Linked DNA regions of Mus musculus: region 2 is linked to region 1. A link is a loop called in an ENCODE intact Hi-C map of the cell type or tissue named here. Cell type or tissue: heart. All regions are shown on one strand. Each heading gives the region's core, and the rest is flanking DNA. Links, peaks and the distances in the headings are about the cores only.

Evidence for each region. Peaks named below come from ENCODE experiments on the same cell type or tissue, not always from the same donor. Only the 100,000 strongest peaks of a DNase experiment are listed, where the experiment ranks them.
Region 2: a loop joins it to region 1, with 2.5 times the contacts of the local background. A loop is called at or near these places in 1 of 42 quality-filtered maps.

What each region holds. Positions count from the first base shown.
Region 1 is chr10:86,292,681-86,300,659 of GRCm38, forward strand. All of the region lies in intron 6 of Syn3 (synapsin III), which reads right to left. Timp3 (tissue inhibitor of metalloproteinase 3) reads left to right here and starts at 7,732. Exons shown (of 5, transcript NM_011595.2): 1 at 7,732-7,979. RefSeq lists an enhancer at 1,547-4,737. In heart, for the core only: a CTCF peak has its summit at 3,694; a DNase peak (open chromatin) is centred at 3,711; H3K4me3 peaks cover 951 bases; H3K27ac peaks cover 1,545 bases; H3K27me3 peaks cover 898 bases.
Region 2 is chr10:86,199,577-86,207,555 of GRCm38, forward strand. All of the region lies in intron 6 of Syn3 (synapsin III), which reads right to left. Among named protein-coding and RNA genes, the nearest start is that of Gm35636, 42 kb to the left of the region's middle. In heart, for the core only: no CTCF peak of the experiment used is centred there; DNase peaks (open chromatin) are centred at 3,805 and 4,585.

The DNA.
Region 1 (7,979 bases), core at 1,716-6,715:
ATGCCCGTAATCTCAGTGCTGGGAAAACAGAGACATGCAGATCTCTTCTCTGCAGCTCACTGGCTGGTCAGCCTACTCGAATCAGGGAGCTCCAGGTTCAAGGAGAGCCACTGTCTCAAAAAATAAGTTGAAGAGGGAAAGAGGAAGATAAATCTTGTTAACCTTGGATCGCCTCACTGTGTGCAACACACATACTTTCTCTCACGTAAAATGTCTATTATTTAGGGTTGGAAGACTGAGGGAGACGTCAAAGCACAAACCCTTTGTAGAAGTTTATAACTAGTACTGCCTCATGTCTACACATACTTTGTGAATGGCCTCTTGGGCAATTTTTTGTCATCAAGGATATCTTCACAGACATTGCTCTTAAACACAAGGCCCACTGGCCAAGTTCAAAGATCTGTCTATCTATCTATCTATCTATCTATCTATCTATCTATCTATCTATCTGGCAAGAACGGGTTGTACTAGAAGCTTCAGTTTCATAAGGTTTGTTCTATCAAAAGTACCTGAAAACAATAGACTAGTAGAAAAACCAATGAATTGCAATCTTTCTGGGGCCAAAAAAAAAAAAAAAAAAAAAAAAAAGAGTCTAGGGGAAGATGAAGGCATGACTAATCTTAAACAAAGAATTGAGAAGACCAAAGAGACCACAGTAGGTGTTGTGAGCTCAGCCATCATCACCATCCAGCGAGACTGGCTTTTGACAGTGGACACAGCTTCCATCAGAAAGAAAATTCAAAGGCAGCTGAGATGACTTACAGAGTAAACGTGCTTGACACAAAGCCTGACAACCTGAGTTTGACATCCAGAACCCATGTGTTGGAAAGAGAGACCCAACTCTCACCAGTCCTCTGACCACCACTCAGGCACACAGGTATACACACGCAATCAATTTTTAAAACATGTAGTTGAGAAGAGAAAATTTCAAGGTGTTTTCCCTAGAAGTTCCTCTTGGGATGTCCTCAATCCATGTTCTAATTTCACACCCACCAACTCAAAGTGTTCTGGTGAGGAGGTATAGGACTCTTCCACTATCAGAATATAATAAGGTATGCCATGAACATGTGTTGCCTGCCTACTTCTTAATCATTTGTCTCACAGAAGCAAGGACAGTGGCACTGTGGCTGGCTGGCTGGCTTGCTGGCTTGCTGGCCCTTTTGAGTTGGGTGTACCCATGAGACTGTTCACCTCTGGGAATCTCTCTGAGAACTCAAGTTCAATGAGTTAGGTCCTAGAGCCTCTCATGGTGGATTAGCAATGGGGATATTGACATACACTGGATCTTTCCCCCCCAGTTCATTGTTTAGTCTCTTTCTTCAGTATTTTCTAAGTGTCTACTGTGTGCAGGTACTGCACTGGCACACAGAGAAGCACCCAGGTTTGCTTGGGTCTACAGACATTTAGACCACTAGGGGCGCAGAGCATAAGAGGTGCCCAGATGGACAGCTGAAAGGGAATGTTCTCTGAAGGGAGTCAGAGAACATTCCAAAGCTGGTGGTCCTAATTGATTCCTGGCAGATGGGAGTGGAGGAGGGAGGGCAGGGGGCATAAAATGGGGCAAGATGGGACTGAGGTAACAGAGGTTTAGGTGGCACTAAGGGTGGGTCTGCTGCTGGGTAATAGTCACGTGATGTTCTATAGGAGTGGTGTCACCTCCAGTTGCAGCTCAGGGTGCTGTTGAGAAGAGGCAGATCAGAGAGGATCTTGTACATCTTCGGAGTTTAAGACTTTGTTCAGAGAGCCACAGAATATGAATAGATCTGTGAGACGACGATGGGCAGCAAGAGAAGAGCCGGACAGAGAAGGAGAAAAGGACTGGGGCCGCAGGGCCAGTTATGGCGCTGTTGGCACGGTCTGGGGAGATTCTCCAGGTTGGATTCAGGGTGGGAAAGACTTGTAGAGATGTCCAGTTCAAGGCTCTCTAGGACACGGTGGCAGGTGATGTCATCGGAGGGAATGAGTAAAATGCTGGAAGCGACAGGAGGAAGAAGACAGTGATTTCAGGGCAGGTGAAGTCTGCTTATGTCATAGGACTTGCAAGTAAGACTGTCACAGGAGGATGGACAGGGACGGTCAGGAAGCCAGCGGGGACACTGTGGCCTTGTGCATCTTATTTCAGTGCACACAGCACACTAGTCAGTCAAGGCCAGGAGAGAAGCTGGGATCAGGCAAGGTGAGAGCAGAGGCTAAAGGGGAAAAAAGCAAGGATCCAAGCCCAGAAACCTGAATTGCTGGAGGTCTGCCACTGAGGCTGAAGGTACCTGTCAGGAGCTAGAAAGTGACAGGCCGGAGGCAGAGGAACTTCCACAGCCAGGTATCAAGGAGGCGGCGATGCCCTTTGGACAGTGCAGCACAGGACAAGCCAGTTCCAGTTGTGTCAGGCTTCACCAAGGCAGGCTCAAAGCACCTTTGCAGAAACATGATCCCCAGCCCAGTGTGGTGGGCAGGAGCCTGACCACAAGTCCACCCTCTTCTTTCCCTGAGCCCCAGCAGGGCTGGTTGGCCAAGACAACCCTGTGTGGAGCTGAGTCTGATACCTTCAGAAAAGCCACAGCAGGGGCCGGGGTGGGGGTGGGGGCGAGGGTGGGGGTGGGGCTAAGTCCTCATTGTTAAAGGCAAAGTGCAGTAACCCCAGAGGCATAAGGAACACATTAAACTAGGCTTGTGGGGGAAGTTTTGGTCCCTGCACTTCATATTATCCTTTGCAGAAATAATTGACTGCCTGAACATACAGCCATTAAAAGAAAACCAAGAATTGGAATATTTAACTCGACTTCCCATTTCCCACCACCCCAGAAAACACAGAACACAAAATGTCTCTACCACACACATGTGTTTTCTGGCTTAAAATTCCTGGGAATAGCTGTCTATGGAAAGAAATACTAAAACCCCAGCATTCACGTGAACACAGGCAGAGACCTTACAGAGGGGTCTTCGCTTCCCTGGCAGGGCTGGGGGTGGGGGAGATGGGGGAGAGACGCCCTACGAAGATTTTACTGCCATGAAATTGGTTCCAGATGGAAGCCAGGAAAGGTGTTTACTCTCTGCTGGTACCAGGCACAGAGTGAACCTTAAGCTCCCACCTTCTTAGGCTCCTAAATGCCCCGTGTTGGGCAGCGACTCTGCTGAGGGTCTGGCTAGGGCTCCTGGTGATGGGCGGACCAGGCTGTCCGTTGCTTGGAAAAGGCTATTTTGAATATAATGACTTTCACATGTACTGTGGGTTTGGGGAGAAGCGCTGTGGTTAGGGTCTAGAGCGGGAAGGGAGGGAAGCCGAGGTACTTCCTTATGTGACAGTAGTCCTGACCTAGGCTTGTCAGCACCTTCTCCGGGTTGAACTTCCAGAGCCCCACTTGGAACAGTGGGACTCTGCCATCTTATGCTGTGTTCTCAGACCTCCATGTGGCCCCCAAATTAGTGATTCACAAGTGTGTCGCTTCCCAAATGAGCCTCTCTCCCTGACTGACATGCAGCCGGTCCAGGGGTGGAGGAGCTCAGGCAGCTGCAGACCCAGACGGGATGTTGACTGAGAACTTTGTGGCCGTCAGACGGGAAGGGATCGTTTCACCCACTCAAGGCACCCGCACCCCGTTGTCTGGCGTGGATATGTCCCTTTCTGGGCCTGCGAGACCAGCAGGCTGAAGGCTCAGGGAATTGGTGTTTTCTGGCTTACGGCGCCCCCTAGCCTTAGCCAGAGGGATAGGCTCGGTGAGTCCCTCTGAGGAGCTGCTGCCTGTCAAGCTCAACTTTGAGCCTCGGGACTAGTGTGGACTTCTGGGTCCCTGCAGCCATTAGTGAACTGAATCTTGCTGCCAATGCTCTATCCTCAATGGGCTTACACTTCAGGAAGAGAAACAGGTAGATGAGCAACCATATCAGAGTCAGCTACACGCAAAAAAGAACCCAACTAAGGTGCTGTGGGGAATCCGCTTGAAGGGGATGGAAAAGGGTCAAGCTAAGGAGGTAATATCTAAATTGAGACTGGAACGGTGTGCAAGGGTCCACTAAGTTTTGAACACAAAAGACACAGCTCTGGACCCTTTAATGCTTCCAATCCAAAAGAGAACAGAAAGATGGACTGGTAACACCAAGAGGCTCCACCAGAAACAAGACCCCAAGTCTCTCCTGTACCTTTATCAACACAGTCTGCACAGCCGTCTTTTATTTTAAGCCTGTGTCTAGGAAGACAGAGTAGTGTGGGAGTGTAGGAAATGCTGAGAGTGAGGTGGGTGGGCATGCTGGTTTGAGGTCAAACCTGCTCACACAGTGAGTTTTATCTTCCTTCACGTCCATTCACCTCAACTTTGAGAATTTCCCATGGAGTAGTAGACTTACTATTATTGTTGTTATTATTATCAACACCAAGGGACATCTTGCAGGGAATCATAAAGTCTAATCTTTTATCCAATAAACATGGAAACTGATGCATGAAGTGACTTGTCCACTGGATTGGAAGTATGACTGACTGTTCAGCAGCCATGTCTATCACAGGTCTCAGGTGTGGATATGTTTCCTTTCCATCCTAGCCTGCTTTTCCTCTCCAGAAAGGAGGTATTCACACATCTATTTGTAAAACGTGCTTGGCATGTTTTCAAAAGGTATCATGTAATAAGGTAGAAAGGGAAACAGGCAGTAACCTCTGAGTTACACAAAACTATACAACGCTGGTCAGCTCAGAGGATCTGTTAGTGTAGACAAGAACCCTTAGGCAGTACAGATAGCTCTCCACAGGCCAGCTATGGGACTTGGAAATACATTTATTCCATGCCCTGGCCTGGAAGACAGCCCTGTGGATGTGATGCAGATAGAAGCTAAGGAATCAGGGTTCACAACATGAACTTGGCTCTGCCTCCAGCTGAGTGTGGGACACTGGGTAAATTCTTTCTTCTGAACATTATTTTTCTCATGTTGAATATGAAGTTCAACAGTCTCGGAGCAACTTTGTATCTTCTTCAGATGCCTGAGAAAATACCCCCTACAGGTCTACCCTCTGAATTTTGATACATAGGAAGTGAACATGCTCTTAACGTCTCTAGAAAAGTTCCAACAGAGGGACTAGGTGAGCCAGTTAGGTTTGAGGACAAGCCAGGTGTTGGTTGAAGCCTCTTCAGCTCGCCCAGTGTCATAAATTTGTCATTGTTCTCAGCCACCAGAAGAGATAAGCAAAGCTGGTATCCCCATTCTTACCCAAGCTCCAGGCCCATTCAATCTTGCTCACTAAATAGACTAGCAGAAGCAATCCTTACACACTATTAGCCCAGTGAACAACCTAATGTCCAGATGGGTGGCTTCAAGGCACACCTGCTGGAAGGACCTACATGAGGACTCAGGGAGCCCCGTCATCTTGTTCCTAGGATCATGACTACGCTGACCTTGCAGAGGTGAGCAGAGACGAGCAGTTCAGCTTAGGCAGAAGAGAAAACTCCTGACCAGAATGCTGTAGGTATCTCCTGAGGCCCTCAAATTCTGAGTGAGTCCGTGCTGAAGAATCAAGGGAGAAACAAATCCAAATCAGCAGCTTTCAGGATGGAAAATAATCAGAAGACACCCAGGCTTTGCTAAGGAAGTAGCCCCCAGAACAAGACACACTTCAGACGTCCTCTCTTAGGACATCTGCTCTGTGACACGTAGCGCAAAGTAGCTGCCTGGCGATTGTCTTGCATTCCAGAAAGGCTTTCTCTTGGAGGAAAAACAAAGGGCACTTTGGACAAAATGGTCTTGCAATAGGAAAGCAGAGAAGAGAGGCCTCTAGCCTGTAAGATGTTAAACCAAAGGGATTTGTCTGTAAACCCTTCTAAAGTCTTCCACATGACTGGCACGGTGCAAGGTTCAGTGAATCTCTCAGATTCCACCAAGTATGTCCTCATTCAACCTAGTTCCTCAGAGTGGCCCCATTAGTGCCCATGGCTCGGGCCTCAAGTGACTGACTGCCGGCTACTATCTACACTCAAGTTTCTTGGGACTTTCCTATGGCTAAAAAAGCAATGCTGCAAATAGCTGATACTCGGCCTCAGCGTGTCAGGAAAGGAAACCATATAACTATATTCCTGGAGCCGGGGCTAGAAGAGTAGTGAGAAGGCCAGAGCACCCTGAAACAGAATTAAGGAGGGGAGGGGCTTCAGAGCTGAGTGGGGCTAAGACAGAAAGATGTGGGAGCTAAGATCTCTTCTGTATAGCTGTAATACTTGGGTGGAGGCTTCTTGGAAGCATTTGGGAGGCTGAGGCAGGGGCATCGAGAGTTCAAGGTCATCCTGGACTACTTAATGATACTCTGTCTCAAAATAACCACAGCATCAACACACAACAACCACAACAAGGGCAGTTAAGTCAGAAATAATGTTACCATGTTGCCTTCTGCTTCTGCCATAAAAGTTTCTTCTCTTGGGGATAACCCAAGGGAGTCCCTTGGATTTTCCTCATTTGTTACAAGTTTACAGCATTCTGCAGCTAAAACACAGGTCTCCTTCAAAACCAGGTAGGAGAGAGGGGAGAGAGATTACTCTAAAAGAGTACTATCGGTCAAAGGGATGCTGAGTCAGGGATGTACATCCCTTTTGGTAAGAAGAGCCAGCTAGAGAGTGTGGTGGGAGCATCCCTTTCTGGGCCTGCTTCTTCAGCTGGAAGGTACACAGGACACCTGTTCTCACTTTCCCCAACTAGAAGGAATATGTGAACACAACGAGATGGAGTATGGAATCCTGCTTTTAAAAAGAGAGCATAGGCCAGGTATGACGCTGCACATCTGTAACTCTAACAGAAGCCTGACTCAGGAAGATCTTGAGTTCAAGGTCAGCCTGGGCTACATAGTAAGACTATGTCTCAAAAAACAGCATGAGCACACACACACACACACACACCCCAATTAAGATGTTATTTAAAATGGGTTGGTAATAATGTTACCAATATTGCTCTATAGGTGGTTTTCTCTAAGAACTGGTTTTATTCCACGTACTGATTGCTTTACCTCAAATGTTCCTTGCAGAAGGAAGGATTGCTGTCTGCCACCAGGGAGACCAGCTATCATACTCCCCCTTTCCCTATATTCTTTCCTTCAAAGAAGACCCAGGCCTTTGTGATTGATGTTCTTCTGGCATGATGTCACATCTTTTACTGTCCCACAGAAAACAACGCCCTCTTAGTCATTCTAACCTAGGTCTCCAACTATTCTAGTTTCCTCATCATACTAGCACAATCGCCCTGGTTGCAAGGGCTTGCTTGACGTCCAGAACAGGGTCTGTTGAATAATTCCACAGATCCATTTACCCCCAATGGCAATTACCACAGCCATCCCACAAAGGCAGAGGTGTGTGTGTGTGTGTGTGTGTGTGTGTGTGTGTGTGTGTGTGTGTTGGGGGTGGGAGGTGAGGGAAGCTGATGTCCAGCGGTTTCCTCTTACTCCCTGCTCTCTCTAGGAAAGATAAGAAGGTGAAAATTTCTTTGAGGCTTCCTTCTTGACTTTTTCCAGGAGGCGTGATCAAGGACTTCAGGGTGCGGGCCACCTGGGGCCCTTGGAAGAGATTATGCAGGAAGGCTGGGTGGCTGGGACTGAATCCTTGTTTAGGTCCAAGGCTCATAGAGAGGCGGTGGGCGTAGGGCGAAGGGGCCGTGGGACGCCGCTGTAGCGCACACCGGCCCAGGACGCGCCCAGCCCACCCACTCGCGTGCCCACAACTGCATTATTCCCTATAAGGATCTGAACGGTCCGGGCCGGCTCCGCCCTGTCGCCCCGCGCCCCCCGGCCCCGCCCCCTTTTTGGAGGGCCGATGAGGTAATGCGGCGCTGCCATTGGTCGGAGGGGGCGGACCCCGAGCTCCCGAGGGGCTGGGTCCCCTCGCGCCCCTATATCACTCTGCAGCCCTGGACTCTCGCTCACAGTGGGCAGCGGGCAGCCGCCAGCGCCAAGAATCTTCTTCTCCCGCTTCTCCGCTTCCCGATCCTTCTCCGGGAGGCCACTCGTTGGCTCCGCGGACTCGTGT
Region 2 (7,979 bases), core at 1,778-6,777, 93 kb before region 1:
GTTTCTTTGGATCTGCAGGGCCTGCCCTTTCACATGCTCTTGACATTCATAGATGAGGTAGATTTGGGGGCGGGTCAACTTAAAGTCCTGGATCTGGTCCTGGGAGGTAGCTGAGCTGGTCCACTTACGTTCCCACACCCTCAGCACTGGGGTGAGCTCTCCGGTATTTCTCTAGCTGTTTTACCCAATGCTGTAGTCAGCAAGGGTACGGTCAGCTCTCCTGCTTTCATGCTCTTGAGGCAAGTTCATCCACATCCACACCACCAGAGTCAGCTCCATCATGTTGCCAGTTGATGTGTGCGACTCACTTTCCCAAGTGCTCCTCCCAATGAGGGGCTGGGCCAGCTCTCCCATTCTCATATTCTCAGGGATGGGTCTCCCATGCCTTGGCCAACATGGCCAGCTCTACTGTGCTGCCCAGTATCTAAAACAATACTTTCCTCCATGTTTCCCTGATGGTTTTTAAGCACACATGTAAGGCAAGATAGCGCAGTCTCTGGAGAACGAATTTCTGGGTCTCTTGTTTTGTGTTGTCTTTTAGTGAATATGCTGGTAAAAGTGTTTTTTTTTTTTCCAAATTGTTTTTCTGCTTTCATGATCTTTGATCAGCTTTTTCTAATTTCTAAGGGTATACTCTTTTCCTTAACTATGAGACCCTACTAGGACATCAAATATGATGCTCACACCCTCTAAAAGCTATGGTCAATCAGAACGCTGCCTGTCACTGGGTACAGTGACCAATGCAATGGTGGATTCACATGACCCAGTCAGAGTCCTATAAAATGTTAAGATGCGGCAACAGGAGGGTGGGATCCTTTTATTTTAAATACAATTCAGCCTGGAAACACCCTTTTCATGAAAATGAGCTTATTGAAAAACTGATGTCATAAGCAATCAGAGCAGAAAGCATAGGGAATGAGAACATGGCCATGACATCATTTTAGCCCGTGGACCCAGCCCTGACATTCTGTTACTCTAATACCGCTGAGATATAGGAACCAACAAATTTCTTTTTTTTTTTCTTTTCACTCCACTGCTTAGAATTGGGATTTCTGTTATTTTCAGTTGAGAGAATGTGTAATTCAGGTGCCTTCCACCATCACCAAGCTCTCTGCTGAAGGAGGAATCATGTCCCCAACAAACATCACATTGCAGATTAACTCTTTACAATCCAAGCTCCTTGACAAGGCCTTCTCCTGCTTTTTGAGGGACTGCATTGTGATTCCTCCTTTCTGGACTCTGGACTCTCAACTGGATTACACCTTGAGTCAAGTGACTTGAAGACCATTGCCATTTCATGCTATTCGTTTGACTCCTGTGATTAGACTGTAAAAGGAGATTCCTTATTCTCTAAACAAGAAGTCAGAAAATGGAGGTACCCATGTCATCTGTTCTAGTTGCTAGTTGTGTGCCTGGAGACATGGTAATTGGATTCTCCAAGACTCAGTTTCCCTCTCTAACAGGCATTCTAATTCCTGCCTCACCGACCTCTCAAGATTGTGGGGAGGATGACATTGGAGCAGAGTGGAGGTCAAAACACTGTGTAAAGGGGCCAGATAATACTTTTTTTAAAAAAAAAGAAGCATGCCTAGTCTTCCTGGAACACAGCCACACTCCATTGCTGACAGACTGTCCACAGCTGCTTTTGCACAGTAACCAGAGTGGAGTTTCACCAGAGACTTTACGACCTGCAAGCAGAAACTAATGCCGTGGGCATTTTCAATTCTGTTTACTATCTAGTTTTCAGTTAGTAACTTCTCTCTGAATGAGGGCCCTATAAAAATAAGGCATGGCTTCTATGATGAGAAGGCATTCCTCATGGGCCCCATTGTCCCCACCCAGAAAGCTCCCAAAAGTGGCCCCAGCTGGTCTTGGCCATGTGTGATGGCTGATGGGTGGAGAAGATAGGAACTAGCTTTCTGGAGAGCAATTTGACAGGGATTTTGAAAAGCCTACACACACCATCCACTTGAACGCATCATCCAGTTTTCACACAGTGTCTGAAGAAATAATCAGAGTTGAGACATGTCTACAAATCTAAGAAATGACGGTAGAGTGATTATATAAATTATTCAGCAAATGATACTGTCATTCCAAACCCTGCTTCAAAGAATCTTTAACCACTTGGGAAAGTACTGTTATAGAACTAGCAAAAAAAAATGCACCATAAAGAAAAATCATATTTAATATGGTCAATTATCAAGCAAGGCTAGCAGAAAGAATATTCTAGTTTCATAGCGATTTTCTCTGGGTGGCAGAATTATAAGATACCTTCACAATATTATTTTTGTGGTCATTCTCTTTTTAATCAGAGAGAGAATAATTTAGTATATAATTCTTGGCTGGAGAATCTTGAGAGACGTCTGAGAATGGGCCAAGCAGGCATACGTGTGAACTGGAAGGGGTGAGTGAGCACCTAGGAGAGGGACAGTCTGCTTCCTACAAAGTACCAGCTGCCGCTCGACTCCACTGAGCCCTTACCGTGTGGGGATTCGATTTACTCAATCTGAAGGGATCGAGTAAAACACCCTTTGGTCTCAACCAGTCCTTCTAGTCCCCCATTTGAAACACTTGCTATATGGGTATTTCAAGAGCTTAAGAGCTTTTGAGGCTTAAGAGCTAAATGGACAGTGGCTGACTGATTATCTTGTCCAACTGTTTTCCCTGATCTTTGTGTGTAGAAATAGCACCTCCTGGGCAACTTGCAGCTAAACATCAGCAAGGCAGGAATGACAAGGCTCAGTTACTAGGCCAGCTTTGTGTATCTCTGTGTAACTTCTCAGGCATTGATCTTTTCCCCCATAATCTTTGCTCTCTCCAGCGTCCCCTGTCACAGGGAACAGACAGCAAAATTCCTCTACATGCCCAAGCCAAAGGATGGCTATGATCCTGGTACTCATCAAGCATGAAGATTCTTGAAAATTGCTCACTGTAGTTGGTCTCCATCCTGTTTCTCCCTTCCTTTCCATCCATATCCAGGTTCCTATTGTCCTCAACTGGCTCACTGTAATACCTTACCAACCACTCTCTGATTGTGTGACTCTGCCTTAACTCTTCCCGCCTTCCAAGACTTAAGACAAGATGCTCAGCCCCACCTCCTTCATGACCTAATGGTCTGTCTCCCTGGCTCTTGCTTCTGGCCTCTCATCTCCTCTAATCTGCTGTTCCCTGACCTCCGAAGGACTTTGTCCACAGGACCTCACTTGGGTGGAAACTTCTCTCCACATCTCTTCTTACTGTTAATCTAGCAAGTCCTCAGAGTCTCAAAACAGTGCTCCCAAGTTTGCTACAGAAGCCAGACACTGCCATTTCCCTATGTACATCATGTGCATTTGTAGGGAAGACAGAGGTCAACCTCAGGTGTCGTTTCTAAGAAGCAATCCCCTTTGTTTTTTTTTTTTTAATTAATTAATTAATTTTTTTTTAGATATAGCTTTTCCCTGGGATCTGAGGTTCAGTGGTTATAGTAGGCTGGCTGGCCAGTGATCCCAGACATTTTTATCTACCAAGAGCTGGGATTCTAAATGTGTACTACCATGCCTGATTTTTTTTTTTTTTAACATGGGTGCTTGGAACTGAGCTGAGCTCTTCAAACCTGCACAAAGTCTTTACTAACCGAGGTCTCTCTCCAGTCCTCATCCACTGTGTCTATTATGTTCCTTATCCCAGTCCAATCCCAGCTTCTGGAGGAAGCCTTCCAGGAAGGCCATCCTGGGATGGCCTTCATAACAACTAGAGGAGTCATAGCTCAAGAATAAATGGTTTTTATTTGTTTCCTGTCCACTGCCTGCAAGATTTCACTGTACCCCAAGGGCAGACTATCCCCCAGAGAGTGTCAGAGTGCAGACCACGTCATGTAGTCAACATTCATGGAATGGTCCAAGTAAACGCTTACATCTATAGCTGTGTATCAACCATAAAATCGGCGGCACTTTCATCTCTGTTACGTTGGGAGTGTTACAGATGAAGAAACAGAGGGTCCTAGGAGTCAAAAAGCAAGTCCATTGATTGTGATACTGGAGAGTATACATGTCCAACCCCAAGTCCTTAGCATGGCTCCCTCGCCAAGTACTCTTGCTCTGCTTGTTGGGTGGATGTTTTTTCATTTAGAATGGGTAAACGTAAGAATTTTTCAGTGTGAGTCTTGCTCTGGCGAAAAGTTGCTTGGTTAACCTCTTGGGAAAGAGAAATATTTTTGCCTTTGTTAGGTGACTCTGGGCAGCTGAGAGCTCTTTATCCTCACTGTCTGCCTCTCAGGACATAATGACCTACCTCCAATCCTTTTCAATTATGGGATTACTGATAGGAATTTGGAAAACAACTTCTAAACCCGGAGGCTTGGATGCTGGCTTGTGGTTCAGTTCCAAGGTTCTTAGCAAGTGGTTTGAGAAGACTTTCCTCACCTGCTCCTCTAGCACCTCAACCTGATTACCTTCCTCCTGAGCCCCTACCTGGGGTCTGTGTATCCAAGGTCTAACCATGGTCTCCTTACTATGAAGGGTCCTTGTTCCCTGCTGGACTGCCTCTCAGTGGTAGTGGCTATGCTGAAGCAGTTCTCAGCAGGGGAAATACCTGGGCTGGTGTCCAGGGACAGACAGCCAAGGGCAAGGCCCAAGAGTGAGCCAGGCCAGTTGGCTTGATCTTCCTGTATTAGTGGGACCTTCAGCAGCCAGCCTAAGATCCTTAAGCCTCAATTTCCTTAACCATTAATTGACAGTAGTAGTATTCACATTTGGAATTTTTTTGCAGTGGAAACACACAGAAAACTATTAATAGACATCTTTTCCCCAGGCACTGGGGCACACCACCTATAACCCCAGAGCAGGAGGATCAGTTCAATATAATCTTTGGTCATATGGAGAGTTGGAGACCAGCCTTGGTTCTACATGAGACCCTGTGTCAAAAAGGTCAACCTCCCAACCCCAAACTAACCAACCAACAAAACCAAACAGGCAATTATTTTCTCTTTCCTCTATTTTTTTGGCCAAATTTGGGCAGCCCTCTTCCAACTACCACAGGTATCTGTCACTCAGGGGCAAAAATCTCATACATATAAAGTTTGAAAAAAATAAAAAGTCTTGTTGGATGTCTTCTGTGTAAGCACCTGTGAGGAGTGGGAAGAGAATGGCATTGTGCATTAGGGCTACATAGACCTGCTTCCAAATCCAGATTCGCTAGCTAACAGATGGCTCACCCTAACACAGGAACAGTGGTTCCCATGTCACAGGATTTTTGGGGATTTGAACTAACACTGGAAGCCCTTCCCTCTGCCAATCAACCTCTGCTCTAGAATCTTCCATTGTGGAGGACCAAGGAGGCCCCATCCTGGTCCTGAGTACATTCCTAGGAGTCTTTTGGTGAAGTTCAAGTAGGAACTAGGTCAGTAATCTGTTCTCTCTGCTTCTTTTAACCTTCCTAATGCTGTGACCCTTTAATACAGTTACATTGTGGTGACTCCCAACTATAAATTTATCTTCATTGCTATTTCATAATTATGACTTTGCGACTGCTATGAATCATAATGTAAATATCTGCATTTGCTGATGGTCTTAGGTGACCCCTATGAAAGGGTCATTCAACCCCTAGAGGGACTGCAACCCCCAGGTTGAGAACTGTTGCTTTATAGCAAAGCTCACAGGGGTTCTGAATCTCCTTTCTCTCATCTATTACCTATTTATTATCTATCTATCTATCTATCTATCTATCTATCTATCTATCTATCTATCAATCTATTACCTATTTATACTCTATCATATATCTGTCTATCTATCTATCTATCTATCTATCTATCTATCTATCTATCTATCTATCTATCTATCTATCAATCTATTACCTATTTATACTCTATCATATATCTGTCTGTCTGTCTATCTATCTATCTATCTATCTATCTATCTATCTATCTATCTATCTATCTATCTATCATCTAATCTGTCTATCTGGCTGGTAAAAGAGGAGGAAGACCAAAAACAAGTGACGGCTGCAAGAGAAAGAGCGGGACACCTAGAGTTTCATGTTAAGATAGGAACACACACAAATAGAAAATTTAAAAAGTGATTAAAAAAACAAAACAAAACAAGGCACCTTGAAATGAGAATGTCATTTTCCAAAACCCACCCCTACTGGTTATATCATGCCTCTACCAGCAGGCTGGCCCCTTCCTATTGTCAAAATGAGCATCATTAGATTCTAATGCTGGCCAAACTCTCTCTCTTAAGATTTCATAACAAAACCAGAAGAAACCGAGTGGGTAATTAGTATGGTCCTGTCAAAAGAAATTGTTATCACTTTAATGTGACTGCTTCTCCTCCTCCTCTTCCTTCTTCTGCTTGCCATGACAAAGATATCATGAAATGTGAAGAGGACGTGAAGAGAATGATAGAGGTGTTTAACAAAGGGAGTCTTTAGGGGATGAGAGTAGACTAGAAACCCATTATTGACTGCCCTTTGGTCCAGACGGTGCTGCAGACCCCGTTGCCTGCCCTTGAGGCAGGCAGGTCCCAGCGATGGGAGACCAAGCTAATCAGGATCTATGTGAGGCCTCCAGAATCCACCCTGCATCCTACTGTGAGCTGGAACTGGAGGACAACTAGGATAATAGCCTCTGGTCCTTCACACAGAAGCATCCTTTTGGAACCTTTGGGATAGCATTGAAAATGTAAATGAGGAAAATACCTAATTAAAAAAAAAAAGAAGCATCCTTTTATTTATTCAGGGCATTTTAGCACACACTTGGTCCTCCGAGGAGCATCAAGCCTTCAGCTAACTCTCCCTTATACCTTGTATTTGCAGATGCTCAAACTCTCCTTGAGTACTCCATCATCCTTGAACACTACCCCTACCTTCCTGCCTCAGTCACCCCTATTTTGTCAGCTTGATTGTACATCAGAAAGTGACAGGCATTCTGCAAGTTTCCATCATGTGTCATTCACTATCAGAAGCTCTTTCTAAGCCCCTCTAAAATAATTATTCCTTCCCTCCTGTCACCCCTCAAAGACCTCTGTGTGTCCGGTCTCTGTCATGTTTTTTAGATTGTGCTATAGTTCCTTGATATGTAAAGTTACATTTTGAAAATTCGTGGGTGATGGGTCTTTCTATATTATACTGTTAATTGGGAATAAAATCTTTCTCCCCTGCGGTTTTCTGAGCACTGTTCCTCAAAGCTAATTATGATTACCAACTTATTCGGCAGGCTTCCAGAAATCTCTATAAGGAAGTAGAAATCAGAATGTTTATATTGGTAGCCGTTTGCCCCAGATGGGGTTACACTGGGTTACTTTTCTGAAAATTGTAGTTTCTAGTTTGTTTTCACAGAGGAGTGTACTCGTTATGTGAATGCTTCGTTGAGTGTTTGCTCTAAAATAGTCATTTTAGTCTCTCTTGAAAAATAAATTGTTTACTTTGCTTTTTCTCTTTTGCTTCTCGCTTCCCTTGGTCCCCTCTGGTTTGGCTTGCGAGGTCGCCTTTGTCCTCTTTGTCTCCTCTCATGGTTGGAAGGTCTAGAGTCTGTCTGAGTCATTTAAACAGTGCTTTAAACAGTGAACTTAGCGATCTATTTCTTGATTTGCCCATTGTCCTTCCTACCCACAGACTCTTCACTGAGGCAGATGGAGAAACTCTAGCATGTGTCTGGCTCCACCCCTGCCCCTTTGTATGCCATTGTGGTTTGGGGCATTTACATTCTGTTCTGTAACCGTAATGCCTACAGATGTTCAGCCTTAGTTTTATATTTCCGCGAACACAATGGTTGCCATCAATGCTTAGATTTCAAAAATTCATTGAGATTCCTAATTTGATCCCTTTGATGTATCTTCTGAGACTGTATTCCACTGTCCAACCTGTGCTTTTCTACCTCTGTCCTCACATGATCTCTGGAGTGCTGTGTTGTCTAAGAGCCTGTATCAATAAAGGTTGTAAGTTGGAGAAGTGTTTCTCAAAGGCTATTAATACGTAGTGGAATCTCTAGGAGATGGGGCTAA